Regions from separate parts of the Mus musculus genome. Here region 1 is linked to region 2. A link is a loop called in an ENCODE intact Hi-C map of the cell type or tissue named here. Cell type or tissue: left cerebral cortex. All regions are shown on one strand.

Region 1 (2,500 bases), 61 kb before region 2:
TGGAAATATTGCAGTTGTATTAGGCCAGACAGAAAACCAGGAGTCATCACCCCAACAACATACTATAGTTACAAGGAAGGCCATAGTTATAGCACATATCTTTATAACATATAAGTATTACTTAACATTGCAATTACAATTTAATCTCTCCACATTTTTTTTTAAGGGATGAGCAGAAGAAAAGAGATATATTCTATGTGGCCACATGGGAAAGAGAAACAAAGAGTCCAATGACCCTAAGTCTCATCTTCTCTCTTCCCTTTCAGGAGATAAAAGCACTGTGTTGAAGAGGACAAAATGGAAAGGCGGGAGCACACCTGCCGGAGGGAGCACCGTCCATGCCCGGGATGGGAGGAGCCTGAACGTGGAGTTCCCACCCCCTTCTCTGCTGGCCCAGCAGATGGAGGAAGCTGTGCAGCTTAGTGCTTACATTTATTGGAGAGTGTCGCCGCAGTGGTGGCGTTCAGCACAGTCAGAGCATAGTGTGGCGGCAAGGAGCCTTTGCATATTGCAGTTATAAAGGCGTCTCTCGAGGTCACAAGGCCCAGTCTTCCACAGAGAGCAGCCATGGTCAGTTCAGCCTTCAAAATGTTCTCGGTGGCAGCCTCATCTGTGCTGGAAGACAAGCGCTCTGTTTAGCTTTCCGCTTACTTCAGTTACGCTTTACAACAAGATTCAGCGTATGCACTCAGGGAGGTTTCAAGAAAAGCTAGACCCAATGCACTTAGGATGGAAGTTTAATCAAGTAATCAAATATCTAAAGCCTGACCTATAACATGTAATACAATTCATGGATGGAATAAAGATTAAACTAAAAATATCAAGCATTCTCTGTGTTTCCCGAGACAGGGTGTTTATTCAGGCTGGCCTCAAACTCATTCCAATCCATCTTCACCAACCTCCCAAGTGCTGGGTTAGAGGCAGGAACCACACCTGGCATCAAGCATCTTAAAGTCAGCTAATTCTGGGGAGAAATAGCAAGCAAATGATCATCAGTGCTAGGCAGTGGCAAGCCTTGACATGACACAGCGCTCCATAGTTTGAAAGCTGTATCTCTGATGAAAGCATCATGACTACTCTGGTGGGAGTGCGGAGCAAACTCAGGCTCGGGGGTGGGTGTGGGGAGAGACACGATGTTCTTACAGAAAGCAGGAGACGGCAATGCTAATCACCCCAGCTTCTCACGACAGTGTGCACACAAGTTATCATACTGCACATGGAATTGAAAAAGAACGTCAAAGTTCTACTCACACAGAAAACTGGGCATAGGAAATAAATGCCTGGGACACGGGGAAGTTACTGTAGCGTCGGCTTTAACTGCAATGACACAATGTAAAGCTTACAGACTCAGACGTAGTACCTGGCGTCGAGGAGGAGCGAGAGCGCAGCGAGAAGGCCACACCAGCAAGCGCTCACCATCTCTTCCCAAACAGCTCTGCTCACTGCTAAAAAAATAACAGTTAACCAGGTGACACCATTACAGCAAGCTGGCAGTCTATGAGTCAATAACTCAGTTATTAGGTATCACACACTAATATGTACAATACCCAGATAATGAAAATGCAGAAGCTGTGATAGTTCCATAATAAAAAAAAAAAAAAGTCTTGAAGTTGTTTTAAAACATGAGAGTTAAAACATGATAGTCCACTATGCAGTTAAGAAATATCTTTTTAAAGGTACATAATGCCAGTTCCATTTCCTTCAGTAGCCAAACTGTCTACCTGTGTGATCAAGTAGAAATTAATGTGGACTAGAGTCTAAAGGTTTGCTCAGCTAGAACACCATTATATATGTTGAGAATGAAGCGTAAGTAAATACACTGAATCAAATCGCACTGGGCACCTCACAGTGGAGATGAGATTTACAAATCTGTAAAGTTAGAACTGACCTTGCAGAAATGATCTACAAGCAGAGAACCTGGGGTGACTTCGTGGCCTTTAGTACAAGGAAGCAGACATTTCAAATCCAGACACGTGACAGGTGTCCTTGTCAGTCTCGGCTCTATCTACCTGGGCTTCCTGGAAAACTCATCAACACCTGGACTGGACTGGAAACATGAGCTCACTGAGAGCATCTTGTGTTGAGTTGTAAGGGGACGGAGGGACACGAGACATGTCAAAAGAACACTATCGGGCCTGAAAAGAGCACCACACTAAAAAAGCACAGCCAGTGCGTATACTTCAATAAAAATCCAAGTATATTCAAAAGTGAACATCTCCAAAACCTGGCATTTTTGCTTCCTCACATACTGATACATCAAACTAGTAGCCAGTTAAACATAGGAATAACCTGTGTTAATCTTAGAGTGAATAAACTACCTCGGGATACATCCTTCTAACAAGGTCAAGGTCATATAGAACAAGAGCTGAAGAACTGTGCTCCACATTGTAGGAAAATATCCTCACACAGCAGTATATTCAAAAACAAGGACCACAAGGAGAAACACTGGGACAAATGGTAAATACGAATAAGACCTAGGTTAATATTAAATCCTAGATTG
Region 2 (2,500 bases):
CTGTGTAGAAAGGTGAAAGTGAAGTTTACATAAAGCAATGTAACTAAAAAAGGAGAAACATTGTTTCCCTGGAAACACATACACACAGTTTTTTTTTTTTGTTTTGTTTTAAGACAAGGTGCTCTGGAGCAGGCTGGCCTTAACCCCTGCTGCCTCCAGAGTGCCAGGGTCCCAAACAAGGCAAATAACTTCTATACACAGAGCTGATCTGGACTTTCTTGGCCAGTGCACAGCCTCTATCCGGCTGTGGTAAATACAGAAAGCAAATGCTCAGGACACAGGGTGGCGTCCTTGGATTTTATTGTCATGCTAGGGACTGCCTTATCTTGTCCCCAGTCCCTAACAGGTGTATTCCACCCCCTTCTCCCCCCTCCCCGCCAGCCTAGCCTGCCTTTAGCTACTTTCTGCAAGTGTCTTAAGCAAAAACTCAAATAAGTTAAATAAGAAGTCAGGAGTTAGGAGTCAGGGCTGGGCAGCTGGTGTCACTGCCTTCCTTGAGAGAATGATTTATGATTTTCCATGTCCACAGCTGAGAATATTTGATGAATGTAAAAAACAAAACAGAAACAAGCAACCAAACAAACCAAATTTTTAGCCTTTTAGTTTCTTTTTGTTTTTGTTTTTTTTTTTATTCTTCTTCTTCTTTTTTTTTTTTGATAGAATTCTTTTTTTTTTTAATTAGGTATTTTCCTCGTTTACATTTTCAATGCTATCCCAAAGGTCCCCCATACCCACCCCCCTAATCCCCTACCCACCCACTCCCCCCTTTTGGCCCTGGCGTTCCCCTGTACTGGGGCATATAAAATTTGCAAGTCCAATGGGCCTCTCTTTGCAGTGATGGCCGACTAGGCCATCTTTTGATACATATGCAGCTAAAGACAAGAGCTCCCGGGTACTGGTTAGTTCATATTGTTGTTCCACCTATAGGGTTGCAGTTCCCTTTCTCTTGTGAGACTATGCCGGGGCCTAGCAAACACAGAAGTGGATGATCACAGTCAGCTATTGGATGGGTCACACGGCCCCCAATGGAGGAGCTAGAGAAATTAGCCTTTTAGTTTCTTAGCCTTTTAGTTTCTTACAGATCTGAGGCAAGCCGGACGTTTGGGTAACACTAGCATCAGTAGATACAGTTTCCCGGTACTAACAGGACAGAACCAACAGTCTTTTCTCCCCTGCCACCAGGCACCAATAGTTTAAGTACTTGATGATCTATCTCTAAACAAGCCAGAGATCAGTCCCTCTCTGCGCTCTAGCAAGGAACATTGGAACCACGAGGATTTCTATAGCTGGACATTGCTACCCCCTACTGGCCAGAACTGGTGACAACCAGGTGATCATTTGCTAACTTTCTCAACCTTTTTAAGTGCTACACCCTCCTGTAGCCCCACTAATCAATTTCCTAGTGTGTTTTCTTCAGGAGGGAGGAGGGGGACAGAGAAAATGATGGAACAGCACAGCCTAGCCTAGCCTAGCCTAGCCTAGCCTAGAATAGAATAGAATAGAATAGAATAGAATGAAATGGAATAGACTAGCCTAGCCTAGAATAGAATAGAATGGAATAGAATAGAATAGCATAGCATGGCATGGCATAGCACAGCACAGCACAGCACAGACTAGACTAGCATAGCATGGAATGGAATGGACTAGACTAGACTAGAATAGCTTAACATAGCATAGCATAGCATGACATGGAACGGTATGGATAGAATTTAAAAAGATCAGAACAGAATAAACTAGCTTAGCATAGCATGGCATAGAATAGAATGGGATAGACTAGAATAGCATGGCATAGCATAGCATGGCATGGCCTAGCATGGAATGGAATGGATAGATTAGACTAGACTAGACTAGCTTAGCATAACATAGCTTGGAATGGAATGGAATGGAATGGAATGGAATGGAATGGAAGAATAGATTACCTTGTATTTCTGCCTTCCCTTCTCTTCAGCTCCTCCCTCGCATGAGACTGCTTAAGTATTGATTCATTTTGTTATGTGGTAAGAATGGAAGGACAAGGCTTTTAAATTTTGAGCTTAACCAGACTAACATAGTGTAAAATACAGTAGATGTTTGTTAAGCCACCAGAAGGCAGGCGGACAGAGACAGCTGCGAAGACTTAGGAGGAAGCAGAGAAGAGGAAGCTACTCCTACTTAGGAAGTTCCTTACTTAATGGATGAGGTTCCTTGATGAAATTCATATGACTCTTAGGAGGTACAGGTAAATAGGTATCCAAGTTCATATAAGTTGCCATTGTCTTAAGCACTTTATAGATATTCCTTTCTTAGAAATATTTTTTACCTTAATTTTCATTTTGTGTGTATGGGTTTTCAGCATATATGTCTGTGCTCCACTTGCATGCAGTGGCCACAGAAGCTGGAAAAGGACATCGGATCGCCTGGGACTGGAGTGACAGACGATTGTGAACTGCCATGTGGGTGCTGGGACTTGAGCCAAGGTCTCCAGAAAAGCATCCGGTGCTCTTAACTGCTGAACTGTGTC

The links. A loop is a pair of places that touch in the nucleus more often than their neighbours do. Peaks named below come from ENCODE experiments on the same cell type or tissue, not always from the same donor. Only the 100,000 strongest peaks of a DNase experiment are listed, where the experiment ranks them.
Region 1: a loop joins it to region 2, with 2.9 times the contacts of the local background. A loop is called at or near these places in 16 of 42 quality-filtered maps.

What each region holds. Positions count from the first base shown.
Region 1 is chr10:123,029,680-123,032,179 of GRCm38, forward strand. It overlaps Mon2 (MON2 homolog, regulator of endosome to Golgi trafficking), which reads right to left. Exons shown (of 36, transcript NM_001163024.1): 13 at 1,361-1,442; 14 at 431-615. Among named protein-coding and RNA genes, the nearest start is that of Mirlet7i, 45 kb to the left of the region's middle. In left cerebral cortex, no CTCF peak of the experiment used is centred here; a DNase peak (open chromatin) is centred at 1,112.
Region 2 is chr10:123,090,665-123,093,164 of GRCm38, forward strand. No RefSeq gene overlaps it. Among named protein-coding and RNA genes, the nearest start is that of Mon2, 15 kb to the left of the region's middle. In left cerebral cortex, a CTCF peak has its summit at 1,308 (motif pointing left); a DNase peak (open chromatin) is centred at 1,298.